Regions from separate parts of the Homo sapiens genome. Here region 1 is linked to region 2. The links are chromatin loops, found by intact Hi-C in ENCODE. Cell type or tissue: psoas muscle. All regions are shown on one strand. Links, peaks and the distances in the headings refer to the core of each region. The heading gives the core; the rest is flanking DNA. Region 1 holds the start of LOC105371983 (a long non-coding RNA gene). Region 2 has its middle 160 kb from the start of VAPA.

Region 1 (8,427 bases), core at 362-8,361, 49 kb after region 2:
TTCTTTCACAAACACCAAGCACAAAGGGAATTTCACATGTTGTGGGGCAGACTGGAGGAGCTTAAAGCCAGTCCTCACCTCACTGCGAAGGACAAGACCCATTCACAGCTGCGACATCACTCACAACGCTTCTTAAAATGCTGACTTTAAAGTGCCCCAGAGTGCGGATCATCTCTGTGTATTAGCGGCATAAAATCACACCCAGTCATTTTTCTCTTCCCACTTCAACTGAGGGAAAACCACTTAGAACATCCCCCAACCCTGGGACTCATAATAAATAATAACACCTATGGTAGGCATCGCCAGGGTCTCACCTCTTTCCTGAAGCAGGCAATCTCCTCCCAGACCCCATGGCCCAGCTGATGTCCCTGTACCTGTGTGCACTTGAGCCCAGATTGTCCAGAACTGAGAGACAGACACAGGGTAACACCCTGGCCCCTCCCCAGTGTCTTCTTTTTCCCTCTGTGACCCAAACCCAAGGTTTTCTCTTCTTCCCTTCTGAGCCGATCTCTCATTCTCTGAAGGATTTACACAGGTGCGGTCACACCTTAGCGTGGCTAGCATCAAGGTGGACATACTTCTCCTGAGCATTTTCAACCAGTGGAATGAAAAGCTTTATCCCCACTAAAACACCTCAGATATGTGTCAGGAACCCACCGTGCTGTACATGGGAATGGCAGAATGTCCTGCCCAGGTACCACCAGCCGTGTGTGAGTGAGGTTCAGCCCTAACTCTGCAGGAATTCTGTGGGCATAAACCAGCTCACCTTCCTTCTTCACTCTCCTCCTCTTCCTCACTTGGTTCACCTGTCATCCCTCTTGTGAAAGATGCTGGCGCTTAGCCACAAGCCTTCATTAGGCCTCTGCTCTCCTTTCATGGCCCAGCAGGTCTCACTGTGCCCACAGGGCTCTGAGTTCAGCACGGACAGCAGAAGGCCTCCTATCGTGGGAACTGACAGTGACCGGGCCCCTGTTGACTGAAGCCAGAAGAAACAGGGAGCAGATACCCCAGTAACGTGACAAGCACATCAAATGAGGGGAAGGAGTGGGCAGAGAAGCAATGAGGTCTGCAGTCATTGTCCCACATGGATGTCCAGGAGGATTTGGGAGGCAAAGTCCAAGTCAAATGTGAGTCCGGGGAGGAGGTGGCATCCTATCCTGTCACATTCTACAGTCATAGCTTATTCTGGCAAGAATTCTACAGTCACAGCTTATTCTGTCTAAACCATTTGAAATTTAGAGAACTATGCTTGAAGAAGACCATAACAGAGAAATTTCTTTTGGAGGCAGGACACGATTAGAAAATGGATAAGAACTTCAATGAAAAAAGGAAAGAGACTGAGGTAAATTTCAGCCAAGTGTCTGCACAGGCCATAAACAGACTCCAAAACAACTGCCCTGGGAGAAGAAAAGGGCCCCAGGGCAGATGGAGGCCAGTGCAGGAGGCTTTAGTGAGGAGGGCCAGATCTGGGTCAAATGCAAGGTTGAGGACGTTTGGGTCAGGGTCAAGTGAACTCTTTGTGAAGGAAATGTGCCTGTGCAGATTTCAGTTTCCAGAGGGGAGTGGATGGCTGGTAACTGTCAGGTCAAAAGGAAGAGAGGCAAGAAGATACTAGATGTCATGGACTCAAACCTAGTAGCAATAACAGGAATACCGTAGTACTTCACACACCACCTTATGTAGATTGTCACTCAGTGCTTTTAAACAATAATCACATATTTCAGAGAAAAGAGTGAAGTATACAATAGAACCCGGAGAATGTACCCAAAAAAAAGGTCTAGAAGAAACATCACTGCAAATGACGCCCTCTGAGAGTAGTCAGGAAACTATAAGCCAAGGTTTACATGGTTATTGGGCCTCAAAGTATAAAATGAAAAAAGAAAAGTTTAAGTAAGTAATTTTGGGACATATGAAATCTAGGTGTCGAATGAAACAGAAACATCTTAGCAAGGATTTGCTTCCATCAAGCATGCAAGCTGCCTGCCAGTCTCGGGACCCAGCCACATAGCTCTCGTCCAGCCTTGTGTCGTGTGCATGGTAAGTGTTGAATGCAGTGGAGGATGTTCTGCTTTAGTAAGGGAAATGCTAGAATATTACCCTTCAGGGAGGGTTCCAGACCCCCTGAAGAAAATCATGGACTTCCCTACTGCCCTCATTCTTAAGGTGGGCAGATAGTGCCCATGCCCCTTCATATCAAACCCACAAGGACAGATGGGGAGGCCAGGGAGATGGGTGGTCAGGGTTCCAGGTCCTGCTGGAGGCAGACAGCTGAGGCCATCCAGCCTCCCCATCCCAGAACCAGTTTGCCTCCTAGGGAGCAACCATGTATGTCAATAAGGGGAGGATTGGGATTCTGCCAGCAGGAATTCTGTCATACCCCAGGCAGAATGGACTAGAAAACCCAACCAGAACATCATCCCAGCACATCCAGATCACCACTCTGATCCTCCAAGGCCAGTGGCCACTCTGCTCTCTGCTCTCCTTTCAGGGCCCAGCAGGTCTCACTGTGCCCACAGGGCTCTGAGTTCAGGACCGGCAGCAGAAGGCCTCCTATGGTGGGAGCTGACAGTGGCAGGGCCCCTGTTGACTGAAGCCGGAAGAAACGGGGAGCAAATACCCCAGTAACATAAGGCAATCCAGCAGGTGGGGTAAGGGCCAGGCTGTTAATCCACTTAATTCACTTAATCCACTGAATCCACCTTCCCAGATCCAACCTCTTTCACCTTCCCGGATCCAACCTCTTTCTCAGTATGTGACTTTGAGAAAATTACTTGTTTAACTTTCTACTTTCTTATCTGTAAAAGGGGATGATGATGATAATTCTAGAATTTCCCCCTAAGATTCAGCAGGAGGAAGAAAAGGACTGAGCCACCTTGGAGCTTGAAACAGGAAGAACAGAAGAGAGGTCTAAAATCAGGGTGAACCAAAACTACCGACTGTAGAGGCCTCCGATTAAACAGTCGATGCACCGACAGACACAGAGCTCCTAAAACTCAAAAATATTTCTACCTCCGGTTAATTATTCATTGAGAATTAACAAAGCGGCTGCAGTTTTAGCCACCCCAGGGGTGTGGCTGCGAGAGCCTTGGCTTTGAGCTTTGTTTTTACGATGCAGCCCTCCACCTCTTCTCTGGGTTAATGAATCCACTATTCATTGCTTTTTAATGTGGATTAATTTCATCATTCCCTTCATTTAATTCAACTAAATACCTACAGGCTAATGCTGATCAGGGGAACAGAACACAGCTTTTCTTGAAATATAGGTTAAGTTTTGTTTTCCACCATTATGGTTTTGCCAGGAGTCTTAAGTGCCCAGCTGCTCTTTCCTCAGCAGAAATGTTGCTTACAAAACAACACATGAGCGTGTGGTTGTGGAGGAAGTACACGTTCTCATGGCACAGCTTTCCCATTACACAGTCGCCTGTCCACGCAGCTTGCTGGGGTGGGAGAAGGCCGGCCTCCAGTTACGTTTGACCTGGCGAGGCTGGAAGGGCCAACCAAGTGGACGTCTTTAATCAATATGGCGGTGGTCTTGCTTAGGAATTGCCAATTCTTACAAGTGAAACATTCAGAGGAATTACCTCATTCAGAGATGATTGTGGTTGAATCAAAGGCTTTCTTTAATGATGAAAGGCAAAAATTACTTTGATGTTGGAAAATCTTCCTCATACACATGGAAATGCATGAAGGGGACTGCAAATGCTGCAGAATGTGGGAAGAACACCAAACGGGCAGGGGCAGGTCCTATGTATTTCAACTGCTTTCCAGATCCAGACAAGAGGACCTCTGTGTCAGAAAGAAGAGAGTGAGAGTGAGGCAGGACTTATGGGTTTCAACCAGATTTAGGCCCTGTTGGTTTTGGATGCGGAGCACCAGAGTGAGTTATGCAGACTGCTCTTATCAGTCTTGTGAGCCCAGCTCATGGCTTGGCCAGCGGCTCCTAAAATGAATGACCCAGATGGCGAAATGATGAGTTGCTTCCTTAACTAGCGCTCTTTTCTTTAACAGTATTTTTATAGCCTGTATTAATCGTGGTTACATACACATGACAAAAAATGTAACCATTTTTAAGTGGGCAGTGCAGTGACATCAAGTACATTAGCATTGCTGTACAACCACTGCCACCATCCACCCCCAGAACTCTTTTCATCTTGCAAAACAAAACTTCAGTATCCATTAAACACGAAATCTCACCCCCACCACGCCCCCTGGAAGCCCCAGCAACCACCCTTCAACTTTCTGTTCTATGAATTTGATTGCTCTAGGTACCTCATATGGGTGGAATCATACAGCATTTGTCTTTTGCTTTGCAGCCAGCTTCTTTCACTTAGCATAATGTCATCAAGGTCCATTCATGTTGTAGCATGGGTCAAAATTTCCCCTCTTTTAAGGCTGAATAATATTCCATTGTGTGAATATGTAATTCACCGTTGTGTGAGTAGTAGATCCAGTCATCTGTCAGTGGACACTTGGATCGCTTCTACCTTTTGGCTATTGTAAATAATTCTGCTATGCAAACAGGTGTTCAACTATCTCTTTAGGACACTGATTTCAAATCTTTTGGATGTATACCCAGAAGCATCTTTCACTAGTGATCTTTTACAATGGCTGCGAAGTTAACAAGTATTGAAATGATTTTCTTTTGTACAAAAAAACATGCAAAGAGCTTTACTGAAATGTGAAGAAGTGTATTCAAATTCTTTACATGGCCCAGTGTGGTGGCTTATGACTATAATCTCAGCACTTTGGGGAGGCCAAGGTGGGCAGATCACCTGAGGTCAGGAGTTCGAGACCAGTCTGGCCAACATAGCGAAATCCCATCTCTACTAAAAATACAAAAATTAGCCAGATGTGGTGGCAGGTATCTGTAATCTCAGCCACTCAGGAGGCTGAGGCAGGAGAATCAATTGAACCCTGGAGGCAGAGATTGCAGTGAGCTGAGATCGCACCACTGCACTCCAGCCTGGGCAACAGAGCGAGACTCTGTCTCAAAAAAACAAAAACAAAAACAAATTATTTACATGTGTGAGCAAATATATATATATACATATATATATCTCTCTCCAATTCTTTGTCTAAGGAGTTGACTAAAATTCAGTAAAAGGGAAGTTATTTCCTTTCTGACTTTTACCCTTTCCCATAGCAGGGACATTTTAATTTAGATCAGTCAGGGAAGTTAAAACTATAAAAATCAATACTGTGTTCACTTTCCACATGGATTCCTCTACAATTTTTTTTACTTGTGACTAAAATACACATAACATAAAATTTACTATTGTAACCATTTTTAAGTGTACAGTTCAGTAGTGTTAAGTATATTCATGTTGTTATGCAACAGATCTCTGGAACCTTTTCATCTCACAGAACTGAAACTCTACACCCATCAAACAGCAGCTCACCCCTTCCCTGTCCCCGCTGCCCCGGCAACCATATTCTATTTTCTGTCTCTATGAATTTGACTACTTTAGATACCTCATATAAGTGGTCATTTTTTAAATTAAACATTAAACAGAATCTCTAGCAGTGCAGAAAATTGTTATGTATTGACCGTTCGCCGCTGTGTACACACACAGAGTGCTCTGGCCAATTTTTTTTACCAACTTCTCATTTGCTAGTGACTTAAGAGTACCAACTTTCCCTGAAGGAAAACTACTCAATTTTAGTCAAATATTTGACAAGCAATTAAAAGTCGTATGACAGAGGCCTATCTGCTGAAGGGAAGGTTATTTTAGAAGCACCTGCTATCGTTTCAGGTTTCTGGTTGACAAGTCTTGGCTGGAGTGGGCCTCCCCCTCTATGGGCCGAATGTGGGAGGAGATTGTCCAGTGTGAAGAGGCTGTGACACTCACTCATGGTTAGATCTCACTTCACTGTCTAAGATTTCTTTAGGATTCTTGCCAGAAATTGGTCAGCAGGTTAAAAGCAACTTGAATATCATGAGGGCAAGATCGCAACGACATCCTGACATGGCACCATCTTTCCCATTTCTGCCCTCCCAGTGGCCCTCCCCTCTCACAGGGTGCCGCCCTGCTCCCCACTTGCCCAGCCTTCCCTCCTGCTTCATCATCCTACCCCATTTCATAGATCTGTGTCCCTAGGACACAGATGCATTTAGCAGAACACTTTCTCCACCCTTATTCCTTTTTTTGTGATGTGACAGCTACATAAGATGGTGATGAGGCATCAAAATGTCTTTGCAAAGTGCAAAGACTCTTCACTCCTCTCCACTCTTGCTCTTCCTTTTTGCTCCTGCCCTGGCCTGGCCTGGGTTGGTTTCCAGGGATCTCTGCTTACCAGCAAGCCAGTCACCTACCTGTTATCCACATCTACTGAAGGCCTGGTAACAGCAGCCCGGGCCCAGAGAAGTGTTAAAAAAAAAAGAAAGAAAGAAAGAAAGAAAAACTTGGATCAAAGCTAGCAATGCCACCATCATTTCTTCCTCTTGGATTGGGTTACGTAAGCTGAGTGCTATGGTGGGAAAGCTCCAGCCAGGACTCAGGAAGCTGGGGGTCAGGTCTTAAATTTTATTTTATCCAACTTATAAGACAGTATTAGCCTGTTTCACAGATGCTGGCAGAAGACATGAGACTTCTGGATCTGAAATACAGGACTGGTAACGTAGCAAGCAAGATGAACACAAGCATATTTCATCAGTTACCCTTGCCCTTGAGTTCCACAGAAGTGACCCAACAGGCTCAGATTAACTAATACACACATGAAGGCGGTTTGTGTCACAGCCGAGGAACACTGAGTTTGGGGAATCCACTGCTTTTATAGCAAACAGTAAGAAAGTCTGCTCTTTGGGGATGAAGGAAGACATTACCTCATTTCTCAAGGTCATCAGCTACATGAACTACCCTGAGGACGGCCTGCAGGAAAGAGTGGCCAGTCTTAGCACACTTTGTAGGAGTTTATGAGGCCCAACATTGGCTCCAGCACCAGCCCCACCATTAACTCGTGTGTGAATTTCAGCAAGTCAGGTAACCTTTCTAGCACCCCATTTTTCTCACCAGTAAAATGATCATAGTAATAGATGTCCCAGCCAGGAGGTGAGGCAGGGTGTGGTTGGGAGAATTTTGGGAAGAAATGGAGGGACTGGCTTCCTGCTTGGGAACTGCCAATGGCTACATCAGGGCTCCATGGAATTCCTAAGTCACTTCTGAGTCTCCTCCAAGCCATACAAAAAGTGTGACATTTTGTAAATGGGCTGGAGGCCCACATTCGCCAAAGCCAGGTTCAGCCTGTGTTTATGCTGGAAGCTCAAGTTCTCAACAGCTCCCCACATGGAGAAAGTTCACCTGGGCCTCCTCAGCTGGAGAAAGTTCTCCTGGGCCTCACCGGTCTGCGACTGAACACAAAGTGCTCCAGAAACATCCTTCCCCCACTCTGTCTTCTGATTCCACTCCCCACGATCACTTATTTTTCCTACACCCTCCTGCCCCAGATCTCAGCTCCCTGACTGCATAACCACATGTCCTAAAGCATCTAAAGAAGATTAAGTCCATGTTCATGGGGATCAGCAAACTGCGGACTCATGTGGTACTATCAAAAAAGAAAGACTCACCCAAAAGTTTTTCCCTGTGTGTTATATATTTCTAAGAGGCATTCTAACTCACAAAGTGAATCTGAGCTAACAGCAGTCTAAAATGAATTCAATAAGAAATTCATTTTCTTCAAAAGTTTTAACAAAAATGTGAAATAAGTAGATTGAAATAGAAATCTGACTTCGTTGGGTTAATAACCTATGAAATACACATTTCCCACAGGATCCTTAATAAAAGATCTAAAGGTGGAAATGTGAGAATTATTGGAGGGAAACACTTGAATAAGACCTTCGAGTTCTTATGATGATACCCTTAGGAGGTCAACTGGTCTGTCCAACCTATTAGCCAAAGACTTTATCCTAATAAACGCTTTATCTACAACCTTATTATATTATATGCCAAAATATGAATGTCCTCACTCTGGCTGTATGAGATAAGTGAAGTAGACAGAATTATTCCCATTTTAAAGTTGGCCAAACTGGAACACCTAGAGACTACATGACTTGCCCAGGATTAGATATTTAGCAGGAGGCAAAGCTGGAATCAGACCCACGTCTCTGGAACTCCCATCTCTGAATCCTCTGTATTATTTGTAGGTATGATCTGGTCAAAGAAGAAAAAGGAAAAGAACATGCAGGTACTTTAAAGAAGCCTGGGCTGATAGAGATTATGCACCATATAAATAGCCAGGAACATAGGTAGGTAAGTGGGTGGGTAGGTGGGAGGTAGATGGGTATAGGTAAGTAAGAAAAAAAATACACTCAAACATAAACATTTGAGGCAACTCAGAAAATTAACCACAATATAAAACAGAAAATTAAATAATAAAAACAGAATCAAAATCAGTTGAAAGGAGCAAATAAATGGATGCCACCAAGCACCA
Region 2 (8,427 bases), core at 313-8,312:
TTACAATGGCCTGCAGTACTCAGTACCATCTCATGCTGCACAGGTTTCCAGCGTAGGAGCAATGGGCCACACCACACAGCCTCGGTGTGTAGTGGGCTCCACCCACTAGGTTTGTGTCAGTGCACCCTGCGATGTTCGCACAATGATGAAATCGCCTATGGATGCTTATCTCCAAAGGCACTGCTGTGGCTAGGCCGCGCCTGACTGTGTAAGTATTCGCCCCATCTGCCACAGTGAGGGCCAGCACTCTGACTGTGGGCCCTTGCTCAGGCCCCCTGAAGCTCACATCACAGCTTCAGCCTGGAAGGAAAAACTCCACGGAAGAAAGATGGACACCAGGGTTGAGTTAAGGTCCAAGTCTGCACATTAAAGCCAAATAGGACTTCTTTAACATGTTCTATGCATCCTATTTCACACCAACTTTTATGAATGTTCGTAGAGATATGTGTACATGACTAAAATAATCCTTATTTCTTGCCCAGTGAACAAATCTTGCCCCAAAACACACTTGCAATATTGACAAACTGAGATTCATGCTCTTCCACTGATCTAGGAAACTGTAGGCAGACTTTCAAAGCAAACGACCTTTTAATATTCAAAAGCATGGCTGTAAATCATTAAACCAAATTAACTACTACACCTTCCACAATTTCAGTAAGTTCATCTGCGTAATTTGGATGGTCACTCACCTCCACTGTACACAAAGGCAAGGCCGTCTCATGCCCAGATCAAAGGCACCAGACACCAGAGGCTTCTCCTTGAAAAGAAAACAAGACTTTCACGTGATCTTTAAAGACTCTGGTTGATAAACTTGGCAAGCCTTTCTTCTGTGCACGCATGTGACACACACACACAGAGGGATGAATAGAATCTGTGCAGATGGCTGAAAACTGTCTGATCTCTGTCACAAATTGCAAAGGCACCTAGAAATCAATAGACCTCCTCAGAGTATGGCAGTGACTGTTTCCATGAGTTCATTGAAGTGTCCAAGTGGTCATGATTAATGGAGCTGAAGCTTCACCAGGAGGGAGGGGAATATGTCACTTTATCCTGGGAAATGCCTGCAAAATTCCACATCTGCTTAGTTGGACTTTCTTATAAGTTCAGTATTCACCAGAATAATTCTACTGTCAATGCTGAAATCTCAATAAAATACATAGGTCCATTTTCCCACTTTACTCTATAGCCCAAGCCCTAGCACATGCTAAGTAAGAAATATTAATGAATGCATTCATTAAAGCTCTTGCTGTTGATCAGAATCCTGAAGGACTTCAAATTCACATTCTGCTTGCAATAATCCCTTTCCTATACCGTAAAACAAAAGTGTAAAACATTGGCTGGCACTCTAGTAACCTTAGAATAATGCAAGATTATTTTAAATAAATTCCTACTGTCTTCTTACCACTCGATTAGTTGACAAAGAATTTCCTGCTTATGATATTCTGATAAATGAGAAAATCTATTAATATATTAATTCAATAAGTTTTTTAATACGTTCTTTATTGTAGATTATGCTAAGCCCTGAGAAAATAAATATAAAAATCTAGCCTCTACCCTTAAAATAATATGGTTTAGTAGGTGAGGTAGAGAAGTAGACCAGCAATTATGATAAGATGGTGGGATAAGTGGCTAGGACAAATGCTTTGAGGGGGCAGGGGCTGCAGTGGGAGAGGCCACCCTGGGGGTGGGGAGCAGTGCTCTCTCTCTCTGCCATTGTTTAGAGTTGCCAGAGGAGGGTGATACTAGAAAGCAGACGAACCTCGAGTTGGTTTTAGTTTTTATCATTGTGTTTTTAATTCTTTGCAAACAATGAACCCCTTAATGCCCCCAACACTCCTAGGCCACACTCCTCCTGGCAGAGGCCAGGGTGAGGCATCTCAGGGGTCCGGGGAGAGGAACATGGACCTGAGCCCCAGCTCTGGAGCCAGCCTCTCAGAGAGCCAACCTCTCAGAAAGCCAACAGGGATGCCGGGGCAGCTGAGTCCCCAGTTGAGACCATGCAGTCTGGCCATGATTTGAACATTAATCTTAATACAATGTGGTTTGAGGCCAGGCTGGTAAGACCCAGGGACAGTCAGTTACCAGGTAATGTGACAGAGGCGCCACGTGGTTCAGAGGGGCACAGAAGAGAGAGGGTGCCGCCCTACATGGGTGGAGGATCTGTATAGATGCCAGGGAGGAGTGAGGTGGAGGTGACCGGTGGGCAGGATGGGAGGCTGGGTCACAGCATGGAGCAGCTCACTGCCAGGGACACCTGTTGGCACAGAGGGAGCTTGGAGTGGACTGAAAGGGAATGTGAGATGGAGAAGTGGACAAAGGGCCTTTGTACTGTCCTGAGGAACAGGAAGAAAATGAGGACTGTACCTTATGCTTCTGTGCCCTAGTGTCTCCCTCTTCAGGTTTCAAGCAGGATGCCTAACATATCAAGAAGCATTTAGCAATCTTCCTAATAAATGCACACCACTGAAGAAAATTAAGCAGGTGAGCCTGTCAGGTTGCAAACCTTCCTCTGCCTAGACCTAGAGACTGGCTGACAAGGAGAGAGGGTGGGGACAGGGGATTAGGGGACAGGGAGGCCATAGAAACAAAAGGCCATGGGAACAGGGGGGCCTTGGGGACAGGGCAGCCATGGGGACAGGACGCCATGGTGACCAGCGGCCATGGGGACAGGAGGCCATAGTGACCAGGGGCCATGGGGACAGGAAGTCATGGGGAAAGGAGGCCATGGGGACAGGAGGTCATGAGGAAAGGAGGTCATGGGGACAGGAGGCCATGAGGACAGGGGGTCATGGGGACGTGGCTCATGCCTGGTGCAGACCAGAGGGGTGCTGATTGAATTGTATTTACTGGAGAGAAGCTGTGGGATCCGTATCTGTTGAGATGCTGGACATGAGAGTAAGGGAGGACTCTAGGCTGCCCCCAGTTTCTAGCAGGAATGATTTGGACACAGTTCAGAGGGACAGCAATCAGAAAGAGGATGAGGATTCTGCAGGAAGGGGATGGAATGACCTGGAGCGTGTTGAGTTTGGTGTCAGAGAGGATTGTGCTGCAACTGTCTGCAGAAAGGTTCAGGCAGACGTTAGAAGTTGGTGCACAAGCAAAAAGCAACAGGGGAGTCTCACAGCAAGATGTACCATATGACAGAGAAAAAGTGCAAGGACAGGACTCTTGGAAGCACAGCCCTGAGGAGCGGCTGTGAGGCCACCAGTATACAGAGGGAAAGCAGAAAGGCCTGGGGTGGGAGAGGCGGCAGGAGAGCCTGGAGCTCAGAAGCCAAAGAATTTCCAGGAGCAAATGCCCACTGCAGCACAGAACGATAGAAATAAAATGCAAGCCACCAACGTTGCTTGAAAGCAGCAACCCTAAAAAGAAAACCAAAACATGAAATCCATTTTAATAATATATTTTGTTCAACCCAATACGGCCAAAATGCTGTGATTTCAAAATGTAATGAAGATATAAAAAATCGAGATATTTTACATTCTTTTTTTGGAACCAAATCTTGGAAACCTGGTATCACATTTGACACTTATAGCACATCTCAATTCAGACACCAGATTTTCATCAGAAATGCTTGATCTGTATTTACAGTTTATACAATTTACAGTTGAAAAACTACATTCACAGATGCAAGTGGTTCCAATTGTACTTAAAGGTTTTTCAATAACTGAATAAAGTATCTGCTTTTAAATGTAAAATAATTAAAAATTCCGTTCCTTGGTGCCCAGCGGCCACATTTGGAATGTTCTGTAGCCTTCTGCACAGCTGGACACCCTACTGAACCCGGCAGATCCAAAGCCTCAAACGAGGCCTCTGGGCTTGACCATGGCAGGAAGCCAGGGTCTAGAGCGCTGATGGGGGCACAGCCTGACAGTGGGGGGGTTACAGGTTGAGGGGAAGTAGAGGAAATGTCAACGACGTAAATCTCCTGGATACTGACTTTGTAAGGAAAGAGATAGTAAGGTAGCCACAGGGGACCCAGAACCACAGGAGGTTTATTCTTTTCTAAGACAGGAGAGTGAGACAGAGATTGAAATATGGGTGAATGACTGACGCAGTCTTTCGGGCCTTTATTTGTCTGAAAGCCCTGCTTAGACCAACATGCGATCATGACAGTGATAACAAGAGAGTTTACTGAGTGCTTTCTGTGCATTGCCTATCCTTACTTTCTGTGTTGTCTCATTTAATGAACACGTAACCGTGGAAGGGTAGGTTTTGCTTTTAGAAGAAAAGCAGAGACTGGAACGATCATTGTGCAGTTACGATGGGATGGACACATCACCCAGTCAGGCTTGGATGCTGGCGCTGGGATCCTGGGCGTGACAGGAAAGCCACCCCAGTGATGTTTGCACTGCAGCTTTGCTTTCGATTTATCATGTGCATAGCTGATATTGATGCAGCTTCTGATACAGGAGCAAGGTGGGAGCACACAGGAGGAATGGTGGAATCATACCCTCTGGGGGGCATTCCAGAGCCTCAAAAGGTGTCGCCTGAGAGGAGCATTTGAAGACCATCACTTCACAGTGGGGATGAAGAGTCACCTCTACAATCCTCTTATTTGTCCACCATGACCAAGTCCCGTGCAAAATCCCATGACAGACCTTTCAGTGGATGACTAGAAGTCATAAGAAAAACCTGCTTCCAAACCAGCCCTGCAGGGAAACAGCTGCTCACACATGCAGAAAACATGTCTCGCCCACTTCAAAGACTCTGTGCATGTCTAACCACCAAAGGAAAGAATTCTGAAAAGAAAGCCATAAATAAGTCTTCAGGGGAAGACAGGTTCAGCATTTTTGATTGCTCTGTTGAAAGGCAGAGCTTTCTGCCCCCTTTTTTCTTTTGCTGATCTGGAGCCAATAAAGCTATTGACATAATTTTTTTTAAGCTGAGTCCTAGAGATGTGTTAGAAAAAACAGTTTGTCCATCCGAAATAGCAATTTTGATACATGAGAGACAATGATTTCACCTGACTTGGAGAATTCCACTGCCAGCCAGTTCCCAAAGATTCTGCAAGAGAAGAGGGGCTGGGCCATAGTGCCAGGTACCCAAGGAGGACCCCAGGTGAAAAGGTTGATCCAAGGCTCACTGCTTCATAGGATCAGATTGGTTCGTTCTCTTTTTTTTCTTTTTTTTTTTTTTTTTTTGAGACAGGGTCTCACTGTGTTGCCCAGGCTGGAGTGCAGTGGTGCGATCTCAGCTCACTGCAACCTCTGCCTCCCGGGTTCAAGTGATTCTCCTGCCTCAGCCTCCCAAGTAGCTGAGATCATAGGTGCCCACCACCATATCTGGCTAATTTTTGTATTTTTTTTTTTAGTAGAGACGGGGTTTCACCACGTTGAGCAGGCTGGTCTCAGACTCCTGACCTCAAGTGATCTGCCCACCTCGGCCTCCCAAAGTGCTGGGATTACAGGTGTGAGCCACCACGCCTAGCCTCAGACTGGTTCATTCTCATGGAGAGGATTGGCTCAGGGGATCAGTGATGTCTGGTCATATGAAGACAGTAATAAGATTCCACAATGATAGCTAATATTTATATTAGGTTGATGTGAAAGTAATCACGGTTTTTTGCCATTGAAAGTAATGGCAAAAACAGCTATTAGTTTTGCACCAACCTAATACCATGCACTTGCCTGGTGCCAAGCAAAGTTCTGAATGCTTTATATATTTCCCACTTAAATTCCCTTAATCTTCATAGCAACCCCTGCAGACAAGGAAACTGAGTCCCAAAAAGGTGAAGTAACTTGCCAAATGTCACATAGCTAGTAAGGTGCAGAGCCAGAATTTGAACCTAGGCTCTGAGTCGGCCAAAGTACCTGCTAACCCTGTGTTTTATCTCAATTCAGCTGTCCTCTGAGATTGTTCTTGTGTTTAAATCCCTGTGGGCCCAGTGAAAAGGGAACTGACGCAATTAAGGGAAAGTTGCTCAGATTTTCCAGGCTAAAATTTCACCCAGATTATCCTAATGTATATATAGCTGCCATTTTAGGGGTCAGGACTTTACTAAAATAGGACTGGATATTTCCCTAACTTACATTTAAATGAAGTTTTTTCTGCTACCATTTCCAAACACAGGACAGTGTGGTTTATTGATCATGAGTCAGAGCTGTCCCAGGGCATGAAGAAATAATGTGGTTTCTTTATTAGCCAGGTTCCTGTTGAAGGTCCTAGTTGTTTCCAAGAGGAGCCAGGGGAAGACGTGCCTGTTGGCAACATCATAAACTCTGTGAGTCCAGCAGAAGGCTGAGAGCAGTGGCAATGGGCCCGCGGGGACATCAGGTGTTATCCACACCTGTGGTCAGGCACCTGTCGTCCTTGAAGAAATAAGTGACCTAACATCTCATTTTCACCACAGCAGGGTCCGTCGCAAAGAATGATGAAAGAAGCTAAACCTGAGCTTCGGAAAACTGAAGAGCCCACTGCAAAATCCTTCTCTTTGGATCAGTCAGCTTTCTGAACTGTAGATGGCAAATCCCATGAAACAGACACACTGGAAAGCCTGGAAAAGTCTAGAACTACATCACATGTCACAATAAGTGACACCAACCTCCTACTTGATGCCCAGAAGCTGCAGAACTGAGCCAGCCTAACACCTAGGAGTCCAAAAAAAAAGAACCAGCTCCTGCTCCTGGATGACAGTCGCCTGGACCTGAGGTCTTCCCCACTAGTGAGCAACCTGACAGGGACCCCAGGCTGGGCTGCTGGGGTTTGAGATTGACAGCAAATCCCAAAAGTGCCTGCTTCTTACAGTTCTGTGCACTTCTCAGCTTCTTTGTAACTCTAGCCAGTCCCGAGTCATGTCCTTGTTCCTAGAGCTTTAGCCAAAAGTCCCAGCTATAGGAGGATGGAAATCTTGAAACTTGCTGAGATGCCTCCTTGCGTTTTGTGGGGGGCAACCCAGCTTGCAATGGCAGGACTATAAAAATGAGATAGAGAAAGGAAGTGATATTTATCAAGTACACACTATGAGCCAGGTTTCTTTTCATACATGATCCCATTTAATCGTTAAGACCTTGTAAGGCAGTGTTATTATCCCTGTGTACAGATTAGGAAGAAAAACACAGAAAGGCAGCACAGCTTCAAGTTGTAAAGTGGCAATCTGAACCCAGCCTGGTTGACTCCAAAGCCTGATTCCAAAAACTGTTGGTATTCATTGATAGCAAATCCTAGAACCTGAGAGCTGGGAGAGGTGTCAGAGATCGTGTGGCCCAACCCTTCAAACTCAGGGGGAAGAAACAGGGTCCCAAGAGCTGAAGCCACGTGTCCAAAGCCACAGTGATATTTGTTTGCTGTCTTAGCATGCTGCTATAAAAGTTGGTAAATTAAAACATCACCCATATATTCGTCACAGTTTCTGTGGGTCAGAAGTCCAGCCACGGGGTGGCTCAGTAGGTTCTTTGCTTAGGGTCCCACCAGGCCAAAATCAAGGTGCTGGCAGGGCTGTGTCCCTTTCTGGAGGCTCCAGGGAGGATTCTATTTCCAAGCTTACTTATATTGTTGGGAGAATTTACATCCTTATAGTTACAGGATGGAAGTCCCCATTTCTCCACTGGTTCCAGGGCCCTTTCAGCTCCTTGGGGCCACCTGCATTCCTGGACTCACTGCCCCACCCTCTGCAAGCCCCTAACAGCCCATGGAGCATTCTCACCTTTCCATCCCTCCCACTTCTCCTTCAGCCCCATCTCTCGGACTCCCGTGAAGAGAGTTCTTCGCTTTTGAGGACACATGTGATTTGGTTGGGCCTGCCCAGATAATTCAAGATAATTCTCTATTGTAAGGTCCATAACTTTAATCATATCTGCAAAGTCCTCTTCCCACATGATGTAACATAGTCACAGTTTCCAGGGGTGAGGGCCCAAACATCTTTGGGGGGCCATTCTGCTGACCACATAGTAGTTTTAACCAAAGCTAGAGGAGAGGGTTATAAAAGCAGAATAAAAGTGTTAAGCCACACAAATCTGGCATGGCGTGTGTCAGGAATCTCACAGCTTCTAGCTAGAGGCTGTATCAGCCATGGGAACATTTTTTTCTATTCCCCGCCACCCTTGCAGAGCAAGAGAGAACCATGGCCCACTTGGCTTTTCTGGCCTGTTTTGGGAGCATGCCTGAGCCCTTTTGTGAGGACTGCTGCTGATCCTCAGAGCATCAACAGATGGATGTGCAAATGTAAATACCAAAAGCTTATTGCAAAATATTCATTCATATGTTAATTTATTCAGTGATTCAGTAAACATTTATGGAGAGCCTACTGCAAGCAGGCAATGTGAAAAAGGTTTGTGGATTTGCAACAACTTTGAATTATTCATAAGGCAGCTTCCTTGCCTGGTATGAATAACTGAATTGACCACATTTGGACCTTTGCAAAGGTCAGCACTCACATGATCCGTTTACACTGCAGATCCCTCCAGGGGAGGGCTGTGGCTGGTAACA

Evidence for each region. A loop is a pair of places that touch in the nucleus more often than their neighbours do. Peaks named below come from ENCODE experiments on the same cell type or tissue, not always from the same donor. Only the 100,000 strongest peaks of a DNase experiment are listed, where the experiment ranks them.
Region 1: a loop joins it to region 2, with 2.0 times the contacts of the local background. A loop is called at or near these places in 5 of 110 quality-filtered maps.

What each region holds. Positions count from the first base shown.
Region 1 is chr18:10,021,414-10,029,840 of GRCh38, reverse strand. It overlaps LOC105371983 (a long non-coding RNA gene), which reads left to right and starts at 896. Exons shown (of 3, transcript XR_935135.2): 1 at 896-1,127; 2 at 1,921-2,037; 3 at 2,489-2,601. In psoas muscle, for the core only: no CTCF peak of the experiment used is centred there; no DNase peak of the experiment used is centred there; H3K4me3 peaks cover 305 bases; H3K27ac peaks cover 407 bases.
Region 2 is chr18:10,070,568-10,078,994 of GRCh38, reverse strand. No RefSeq gene overlaps it. Among named protein-coding and RNA genes, the nearest start is that of VAPA, 160 kb to the right of the region's middle. In psoas muscle, for the core only: no CTCF peak of the experiment used is centred there; no DNase peak of the experiment used is centred there.